2 separate regions of the Homo sapiens genome follow, and region 2 is linked to region 1. A link is an interaction called in ENCODE POLR2A ChIA-PET data of the cell type or tissue named here. Cell type or tissue: K562. All regions are shown on one strand. Links, peaks and the distances in the headings refer to the core of each region. The heading gives the core; the rest is flanking DNA. Region 1 has its middle 34 kb from the start of PRSS38. Region 2 overlaps SNAP47 (synaptosome associated protein 47).

Evidence for each region. Peaks named below come from ENCODE experiments on the same cell type or tissue, not always from the same donor. Only the 100,000 strongest peaks of a DNase experiment are listed, where the experiment ranks them.
Region 2: POLR2A ChIA-PET joins it to region 1 with 5 read pairs; 2 of 35 experiments call an interaction of 5 or more read pairs at or near these places.

Annotation. Positions count from the first base shown.
Region 1 is chr1:227,846,736-227,852,107 of GRCh38, reverse strand. No RefSeq gene overlaps it. Among named protein-coding and RNA genes, the nearest start is that of PRSS38, 34 kb to the right of the region's middle. In K562, for the core only: CTCF peaks have their summits at 2,674 and 3,661; a DNase peak (open chromatin) is centred at 3,437.
Region 2 is chr1:227,740,814-227,746,185 of GRCh38, reverse strand. The region is part of intron 1 of SNAP47 (synaptosome associated protein 47); the gene reads right to left. Among named protein-coding and RNA genes, the nearest start is that of SNAP47, 8.1 kb to the right of the region's middle. RefSeq lists a silencer at 4,211-4,414 and enhancers at 4,402-4,946, 4,947-5,372. In K562, for the core only: no CTCF peak of the experiment used is centred there; no DNase peak of the experiment used is centred there.

The sequences.
Region 1 (5,372 bases), core at 317-5,316:
TCGTGCCATTGCACTCCAGCCTGGGCAACAAGAGCGAAACTCCATCTCAGAAAAGAAAAAAAGAAAATGGCTGGGTGTGCTGACTCACGCCTGTAATCCCAGCACTTTGGGAGGCTGAGGCAGAAGCATCACTTGAGCCCAGGAATTTGAGGCCAGCCTGGGCAACATGCTGAGACCTTGTCTCTACAAAAAAGAAAAGTAGCCAGGCATGGTGGCACAAACCTGTGGTCCCAGCTAATTGAGAGGCTGAGGCGGGACAATCACCTGAGCCCGGGAGTTTGAGGCTGCAGTGAGCCATGATTGCACCACTGTCTCCAGGCTTGGCAACAGAGTGAGACCCTGTCTCGGAAAAAAAAAAAAAAAGATACAAGACATGAAAAAACAGCATAAGTCAGAATTAGAAAAACATAGAAATGAGGTGATAGTACTTAGGAAAATATTAAAATTTAAAAAATCATCTCATAAATGAAAATTAAGCTAGCAGACAGGAAGGCAATTTTAAAAACGAAAGATGAATTAAGAAAAGGGTAAGAAAGACCCAAGGAAATTGATAAGTAAAGTTTGATAAAATTGATTAAAAATAAAGTAGGCAGAAGAGTTTAAAATAAAAACTAATAGAATTCCTAAGAAGAAAGGAAGATTCAGATACTAGAACAAATAATAAAATATAATTAAAACTTTTCCTAAATTAAGAAAAGTTTTGAAGCCAGGTGTGATGATGACTCACACCTGTAATCCCAGCATTTGGGAAGGCTGAGGCAGGAGGATTGCTTGAGCTCAGGAGTTTGAGACCAGCCTCGGCAACATGGTGAGACCCTTCTCTACAAAAATAAATGAATAAATAAGCCACTAAAAACAAACAAACAAGAAACCCAAGTCTATATAACTTTAACAAGGGCTGGTAACCTGGAGTCAGTAAACTTTGGAGAAAAAAAGAAAAAGTTTTGAAATGTTATATTAGTATTAAAATAGCACATTATCTACTTGGGAATCAATTCAGAAAGATCAACACTAAGACCAATGACATAGCAGAAAGACAACAAATTTTTTTTTTTTTTTGAGATGCATTTTCGCTCTTGTTGTTCAGGCTGGAATGCAATGGCGTGATTTCAGCTCACTGCAACCTCCTCTCCTTAGTTCAAGCGATTCTCCTGCCTCAGCCTCCCGAGTAGCTGGGATTACAGGCATGCACCACCACGTCCAGCTGATTTTGTATTTTTAGTAGAGACAGAGTTTCTCCATATTGGTCAGGCTGGTCTCGAACTCCCGACCTCAGGTGATCCGCCCACCTCGGCCTCCCAAAGTGCTGGGATGACAATGAATTATTAATATCAGATATTTTTGACAACAAGCCTCAATGTTATAATAAAATGGAGTTCCACATGTAAGATACTTATTCAAAGAAAAAGGGAGCCAAGTACTTATATCCAGGAAGACTGCCCTTTGAATAAAACGAACACAGATATACTTGTAGGAAATCAGGGAAGGTTGCTTCCATGAGCCCTTCCTGAAACATCCATAAGAGACATTTATTCAAGGACCAGAATTAAATAGACAGTCACTTGTTGCACTAACACTAAATGAGAGTTAAAGGGAAGAGAACATAATTGGCATGTGCTCCAGCGATGTAAGTATAGTTACAAATATTAAAGACTGCGAGGAAACAAAGGCCATACCAAAACATCTGAGCTGTTTGCAGTCATCATATTGGTAGTGTTCACATTAATTATGTGATTATGAGATTGTTGTTTGTGAATGTGTGGCAAAACAAATGAATAATTATGGGCTATCACCTCCTTGAGAAACACATTATGCTCAATGATGAAAATTGAAATTTCCCTCTAAGATCAAGAACATGGCAAGGATGCCCACTCTCACCACTTCCATTTAATATGGTACTGGAAGTCTTTGCCACAGAAACCAGGCAAGAAAAAGAAATAAAATACATCCAAATAGGAATGGAAGAAATGAAATGGTCTCTGTTTTCAGATGACATTTTATTTCTCATATATAGAAAACCCTAAAGGCTCCACCCAAAAAACCCCCACAAAACGCTAAAACTGTTAGAACTGATGAAAGTATTTTCAATATGGAATACAAACTACAGATTGCTTTTTTTTTAAAAGAATATAAGTAAAAACTCTGTAGCTCTGGACTTAAATTGGAATTTACATCCCAACTTCAGTGCAATGATCTCCCGAGCACTCAGATCGTGCTCTTGTAATACTATGTTTGACTACAAAAAAACAAGACTTCTTGGGGGAATGACTGACTCTAGGTCTTAGGCAGGAAATAGACCAGATGAGCCTGAACATCTTGTCAAACCATATAAAAGAAAGCTAGCAGATACCATTAGTACTATTATGCCCAGCACTGTTAAAAGGACTCAGGAACCAAGCTGGCAAAGCTCCTGTTGTACAAATATGGGGCAATTTGAGCTTTCATAGAAATAATAATTGCAATGAATTGAAACCCATCAAATACATTTAAATCCATGACCTAAAAAAAACATTTAAAAGCTAATTGGCCCGCTTTAGATGGTGAAAAAGAACAATCACATGATCTCAAGAGCTTCTAAAGAAAAGAATAAGACATTGTCTTTTCTATATAAATTTGTCACTAGGCAACCAAATAGTAGAAGACGAGATGTCTCTTTATAGAAGTATCTGAGTGACATCTAGCTTCCGTTTTGGCATGTAAACAGGTTGGAAGTTATCACTCCCATCCTTACAACAAGAAAAAAGGTGAACAAACTAAACATCAACAACTGTTCTTAAATTCATAAGAGAAGTGAGGTCACAGAACAAAATACCTCCCTGAACACTGGAGAGACAGACAGGTGGACAGAGACAATCACAGCTTACGGGGAGGAGAAGCCCCAGCAGAGTCAGCACCAGTGGAAATACTTAAAGGGTAATTGATGAACTGCTGGAGACTAAGCGTGGGCTAAGTTGAGAGCTTAAAACCCCTTAGGGCCCACTTTTAGGGGTCCTCACACTTTTATGAGTTTTAGTCCTGGAAGCTACACCAGGCTCTCAGGGTGAAGAGCAGAGAAGAATCCCCCAGCGTTTGTGGCAGAGCAAGGAGAAAAGTAGCCAATTTTAAGTATGCCCAGCACTGTCTATTCTCATTGACCAAAGCCTGCTCTCAAGGGAAACTATTTAACCAGAGCCTAACTGACTTGGGTTCTATCAGTCTGACCCATGGCAAGGGAAATACTGGAATCCAGCCTGCCCTAGCCTTGAATGTTGGGAAATACCCAATGCAGCCCATTATTTTTCCATCACACTTAAGGGGGGAAAGTGAAGGCAAGAAAAACACTTGGGTGGTGACCTTCTCACTAACAGACTGAGACCTAACCACAGAACTAAAGAATGCTTCCTCATCCCCACACCTTATCACTACATCCGTGGGGTTCCTATGTAATATCAGAGGATTACAGAAAGAGCTACTTGTTTATTTAAGAAGGAGTCTCCAGGGAGACCCAAAGACAACAGAGGAGACAAAAACAACATCATTAGGGGAAAGTTCAGACTCAAACACCACAGCTTCAGGAGGCGGTAAACAGCCTAATTGCTAGTCAGATAAATCTCACACCAATGGCCAGTTTACCTCAGATCCTCTTACTTAATACGTCATATCTAGCTTTCAACAAAAAGTTACAAGGCATGCTAAAAGGCAAAATAAGCAAAACAAAAACCCCACACAGCCTGAAGAGACCAAGCATCAGAACAAAACTCAGATAGGGCAGACATTTTGGAATTATTGGACTGGGAATTTGAAGTATTAGGATTAATATACTAAGGGCTGAAATGGGAAAAGTGGGCCACATAGAAGAACAGAGGGGCACTGAAAGCAGAGCAGTGAAACTCAGAGAATAAAAAGAAATGCTAAAGACAGGAAATCAACCTGAGCGTCCATCAACAGATGGTTGGATAGAGAAAATATACATATATATCATGGAATACTAGTCATAAAAAAGAATGAAATCATGTCCTTTGCAGCTACATGGATGGAACTGGAGGCCATTATCCTACATGAAACAACTCAGAAATAGTCAATTAGCATATGTTCTCACTTATAAGTGGGAGCTAAATAATGTGTACACATGGATATAGAAAGCAGATAATAGATATTGGAGACTCAGAGAGGTGGGAGGGTGGGACGGGGATGAGGAAGGAGAAATTACTTAATGGGCAAAATGTTCACTATTTGGGTGACGGTTACACTAAAATCCTAGACTTCAGCACTATGCAATATATCCATGTAACAAAACTGCAGTTGCACCCCTAAATCTACGAAAATAAAAATAAAATGTGAAGACAAAAACCAACCAAACAAAAAAAAATGCTAGAACTCAAAACCACTGTAACAGAAATGAAGCATGCTATTGATGTCTCATCAGTAGATGAGATACTACCTGGGAAATGGTAGTGTTTTTTTGAAAGTGGACATAGATTAATTGTAATTCTTTATTGTGAACTCTAGGGCAACTATTTAAAATTGTAAAAGAAAGTCCAGTTGACACTTGAACAATGTTGGGGTTACTGGTATCCCCCCATGCAGTAAAAAATCCATATATAGCTTTTGACTCCCCAAAAACTTACCGGGGTGGGGGGGATATTCTTTCTTAAATGTCTCAATTTCTTCTATAAAAATTTGGTCTATTTAATAAAACTTCTCTGGCTCTCTCTCTGTTTTTTTTTTTTTTTTTTTTTTTTTTTTGAGACAGTGTCTCACTGTGTGGTCCAGCCTGGAGTGAAGTGGCATGATCATATCTACAGCCTCAACCTCAAGGGTTCAAGCGATCCTCCCACCTCAGCCTCCAGAGTAACTGGGATTACACGTGTGCACCACCATGCCCGACTCATTTTTTTAGACAGGGGTCTTGCTACGTTGCCCAGGCTGGCCTTGAACTCCTGAGCTCAAGTGATCCTCCTGCCTTGACCTCCCAAAGTGCTGGGATTACAGGCATAAGCCACAGTGCCCAGCCTAAAACCTCTCTACTGGGGTTAGTTTTAGTAAACTTTTTTTCCTAAAAAGTGCTGCTTTTCATTTAAATTTATATAGAGTTGTACACTCTCTCGTGTGGTTTCTTACCTTGTCTCAGTTGATGGATCATTTTCACTTGTCATTTCTCATTTTGTGTATTTTTGTTCTTATCTCCTGTGTTGGGTAGGTTAGTGATCTCTCCAACCCCTGTCCACTGTTTGATATTTTCCAAGGAGCAGACTTTTGAAATATGAGTTTTCGGTGCTTTTCTGACTTGGGGCTCCTTCATGCTTCTATCGTGTTTGTTCCTTCCTTGTGTCTACTTTCAGCTCCGGTTACCCCCACAACACACACTTTTTTTTTTTTTTTTGCAATTGGAT
Region 2 (5,372 bases), core at 150-5,149, 110 kb after region 1:
AAGTCATGAGAGGGGAAGGGCCCCATTTCATTAATTACCCTCCTTGGCAACAACCTGTCACTGAGTGAATGGGATGGATGTTTGGGGCTTTCAGATGTCTGTGCAGCTGGGCCCCTGGGGCATGGCTGAGGTGGCAGCCTTGACTGAATGCCCTGTGACTGGACAGATTTGGTCCCAGCCAGGCTAATCAATGAGAAATCCCGCTGGAAGCCTAGACAGGATGAGACTGGGTGGATGTGGATGGGATGCACCTCTCCTCACATCCCTGAGTGTCCGTGGCAGCTTTGGCCCAGACTGTTTTCCAGAATGCCTGCGTGGCGAGCAGCCTGGGGCTGCGACTGGTTTCTCCCTCTTGGCCAGAGAGAGGATGTGAGCCGGGTACTAAGGATGCCGTCTCCTCTGGGGGCAGAGGTAAGCAGGCTTGTCTTGCTGACATGCCCATTACAGCATGGGGGAGTTCCTGAACCCGGGGCTCTCCAGCTGTGACACTGATCCACCATGTGTGTAGCATCCACCTGGGACCCAGGCAGACAGGAAGCCCGCTGTGCCGAGACAGCTGAGACCATCAAGGCTGGGGCCTCCTACAGGAAGGTAGAAGCCGTCTCAGACCCATGTAGCCCCTGGGTGATGTGTATGACATCTGCAAGGCCACTCTATTCTGGGGTGTGGGTCCTTCACACCAGACTGCTCTCTGATGCCACTAAGTATTTAGGCAGCAAATGCCACACACCCGCTCTCAGCTCACAACACCCTAAGATGTTTCTATTCGGGGACATCAAGACTTTCTACAAATTTTATTTCGTTTGGAAAGTAAGCATATGAAAAGTTCAACATTAGGAGGTCAGGAAGATGGCTGCACCTGGGGAGAGGGGAAGGCCCTGCAGGGGCCTCTGTGGGGCTGCTTCTGTCCACCCCTTGCCCTGGGTGCACTTGTGATTTTGCATGCTCTGTTTTGATTCGTTGGTATTTCTGTACATAATGGTTCAATTAAAGGTTTATTGGATGTTTATAACAAACAATAGAAAATCACATTAAAATTAATAAACGCATGCATGACAGGTGTACCAGAACTAAATTTCAGCTGGGTGCTACAATTCCAAGAGCATTTGAAACCACTGCCTCAGGCAAAAGCCCAGGGAGAAGAGCACAGCCACACAGGCCACACAGATCCTGGCACGCTTCCTCTCACCGACAATACAGGTGCAGAGTCAGGGCAACCAGCTCCACCCAAGGCTGTGGGCTCAGGCAAGTGAGCGAGCCCCTCCCTCCTGCCCCTATCCCTGAGTGGGGCTGACAGTTGTGTGGCCCCACAGCCTCATGAGGTCAGCAGGGCGCTCCCAGGTGCTTGGCACAGCACAGCCACTCCCCGAGGCAGGACTATCCCTGGGAGCACCCAGGAGCACCCACAAGCACTAGCTTGGCCTGGCAGGCAGGAGCGCCTAGGGCCTGCCGTTTTCTTGAATCCACCTGTTTCATGACTGCCAGGGCGTTGCCACACCCAGGATCTGCCATTGGTCTCTCTGTTTTTAGTATCTGAACAGAGCTGGCCATAGACAACACCTAACCACAAAAGCTCACACACAGAAGGATGAGGAGGAAGGAGAGGAGGGGGAGGGAGGGAGAAGGGGAAGAGAGGAGGGGGAGGAAACTTCACTTGCAATGTGCTCAATATATACAAAAGTAAGGGGCCACATTAAAGCGAAATGACCCGACTCCTTCACAGCACAATGAATTTAACTTCTACGCTGATGTGGCTTAAGTATTCCACAAATACCTCCCAGTATTCCTCTTAAATCTCCGTAGAAAGGTCAGGACTGAATTTCCCAGACATGCATACATGCCAATCAGCTGTTGGTGTCCACTCTGTAGATCAGTCCAGATCACCAGCTCTCATTGCTCGTGTGAACTGATCACTAATCACCAGTACAGCCAGCCCGCCACATCCTTGGGCTCCACATCCGTGGATTCAACAACCCACAGGTCAAAAAATACTAAAAAAAAAAAAAAAAAGCTGTCCCTGCACTGAACATACACAGACTGTTTTTCCTGTCTTTATTCCCTAAGCAACACAGCACCAACCACAGCACGCCACCGTGGCAGGCTTGTAAGTGACAGAGATGACATAAGGCTGATGGCAGGACGCACAGAGAGGACACGTGATACCACGCCACTTCACACCAGGGACCTCGGCGTCTGCAGGAGGTCCTGGGACCAAACCACAGGTACTGAAGGTCGGCTGTACCTGAGATTAGGAGAAGCTGAAAAGGAAGCTGCTATATTAAGTAAGAGAATTCTATCATCAACACACAATAAGATACGAGACTTACAAATAATAAAAATGTCAGGGTTCGAGGGATGCTGTAGACAGCTTATTGTGGTGAAAGCTCAAGGAACCCAGGGCACCTTGGCTGACCCCGTCTCCCAACTCCAAGAAAGCAGCTCTTAGGGTATGGGTATCTAAGGAGACAAAGGACACAGTCCAGGCACCAAGGGAGGTCCAGGGGAGCAGACAGATAGTGACATTCAAAGACCAGCAACGATGACACGGCCTGTGACTGCCACTGAGCAGTGAAGGGAGCAGGTGTCAGAGAACCTTCTAGAAGAGCCTGCAAGGCCTGGGACTGCCGGGAAGGTGAGCCTTCTGTAGTCTCGAACACGCAATGCAGAGGCAGCAAGGGGCCGAGGCCAGCAGTGACTACAGCACCCAGTCACAGAGGAGAGGCGGGGCTCAGGGAGGCTGGAGCCCATGGGAGGCCGGAGCCCACGGGAGGCCTTGTGAGAACCTGTCTCAGCCAGACTGCAGGGAACCCCAACATCAACAAACACAAAGCACCTCGCACTCTCCCTGCCCAGGAAGGCTCTAGGAGATTTAAGGCTGGCCTCCTCTTCTGGGGAGGGCCTGACAGGTGGGTTTGCAGCACACACCAAGGCCAAGCAGATCCGTGGGTGGGCCAGAGCCGCCCTTCCTAGGCGACACCATCTCTCACCACCAGGAGGAGGCCAGAGGGAGCCCTAGGCAGCAGGTATCTCACTGCACCTTCCTCTGCAACCGGGGAATACTCACCTGAGCACCCCACATGGCCCCTCAGGAGACACAGAAGAGGGCGCCAAGACCTTCAGTACCATGGTCAACCTAGCTACACCCCCAGGGTCACAGCAAGGGCCCAGTGGGCCATACACAGGACCCACCCCCTCCAGGGCCACCCACTCCCCACCAGGGCCATGGCGAGGGTCGGCAGGCCACACACAGGACCCATGATGCCGTTCTGCCACAGCAGCTGCAAGGCCACCCAGCAGGCTCTGGACTATGGGGACACAAAGATGTCTGCTTCTCAGAATTAGGAGGAGGATAAACTACACCAACTCAGTCATGCTCCTCAAAGTCAGGCAAGCCAGTACCCACAGGAGGGGCTGTGGCCCTCCCTGCTCAGCCCTGGAGTTGCTGTGCCCATGCTCCTGGCTGAAGAGGCTGCCCAGACCTCAGCCATACCTGGCCTTCGAGGGGAGGGACCACGCCTCACCACCACCACCTCTATACAGAGAGCTAGACACGGTGTGGACAGTGAATGTGTGCTAACCATTGCTAAGCAGGCATGGTTGGGAGGTATTTCAGGAGTGTGGAGGGAAATTATGCACAACCTCCCCGGAGAAGTCCTGTTACTGGTGTTGCAGCACAGTTTACAGCTCTGGAAACATCACCTCACCTTCTGGACCTTTTTACCCACCGTCAAAATAACTAAAAGACCTAAGGTCACCAGCTCTAAAATCTTTCAAATTCAAAAAGAAAGCTGGGCATGCTGGTGTGCACCTGTGGTCCCAGCTACTCAGGAGGCTGAGGTAGGAGGATCACTTGAGCCTGGGAGGTCCAGGCTGCAGTGAGTCGTGATTGTACCACTGCACTCCAGCCTGGGCAACAGAGTGAAATTCCGTCTAATTGAACAATGAGAACACATGGACACAGGAAGGAGAACATCACACTCTGGGGACTGTTGTGGGCTAGGGGCAGGGGGGAGGGATAGCATTAGGAGATATACCTAATGCTAAATGACGAGTTAGTGGGTGCAGCACACCAGCATGGCACATGTATACATATGTAACTAACCTGCACATTGTGCACACGTACCCTAAAACTTAAAGTATAATAATAATAAAATAAAATAAAAAAAGAAAAAAAAGAAAAAAAAGACCAAAAAATTAGGACATGAATAACCAAGGCTCTTCTCATTATCACATTTTAAACAATAAATATAAGGAAAGTATTCAAGTTTGACAACAGCCCAGGAAGAAGCAAGAAGAGAAACTTGTAGCCACCCTTTTCCAACTGCAGGTTTCCAGGGCTTCTTTCCCAGAAAACCTTAGTCAACGGAGATGCAGTGCAAGGACGGAAGTGAAGACACCCCATGGAACATCAGAAGCAGCCCAATCTTGAACACGGCCCCCACGCCGGCCAGCCATTCCCCTACCCGACGACACGCCTGGCCCCACACAGAGGCCACAGGAGAACGTGGTCCCTTTTCACCTCCAAGGCCAGACCCTCCTCCCGGGGCCCTGATCCCACCCTCTCTCTCTCAGCCCCCAGACCTCTCCGGCCCTCCCATGCCAGGCACTGCACTCTCCGTGAAGGACCACGCATGGTCTCCGTCACCACTACACAGCTCTGCTGGGGTGGAATGAAAGTGGCCACACACAAGACATCAACATGGGGTGTGCCACCCCACAGGACCTCACTTACAAAAATGTGGTAGCTGGACCTGGCCCATGAGCCAAGGGGCCTTGCTGAGAGTCACTGCACCCTGGCTCCCTGGCCACTACCCTCTCCAGGTCTCCAGCCCCACTTCCATGAGTGCCTGCGTCCACTCTCCTTGGCCATAGCCTCCTCATGCACCTGACTGCACAGGGCACAACCTCTCCTCCTTGCACCCTCTTTTTCCAGGTGAGACAACACAGGCCAGAAACTCAACATCACCCCCAAGCCGTTGCCTCCCAAACACCCACTCCAGCCAGACTCCCTCACGCTTCAAACTTGGACATCTGATCACTCGCTGATCTGCCCCCACCCCTAACAGGCACTTGAACTTCACATTCCTTCCATCAGCTCCTCCCCTATCACCTGCTGGGTATCTGCCCCCATCCCTAACGGGCAACCCAACTTCACAGGCCCTCCCCTATCACCCGCTGGGCATCTGTCCCTGACCCTAACAGGCACCCCAATTTCACAGCCCCTCCTGTCACCCGCTGGGCATCTGCCCCCACCCCTAACGGGCACCCCAACTTCACAGCCCCTCCTTCAGCTTTCAGCTCCTCCCCTATCACCTGCTGGGCACCTCCTCCCACCCCTAATGGGCACCCCAGTGTAGCAGCACCAGAGTCAG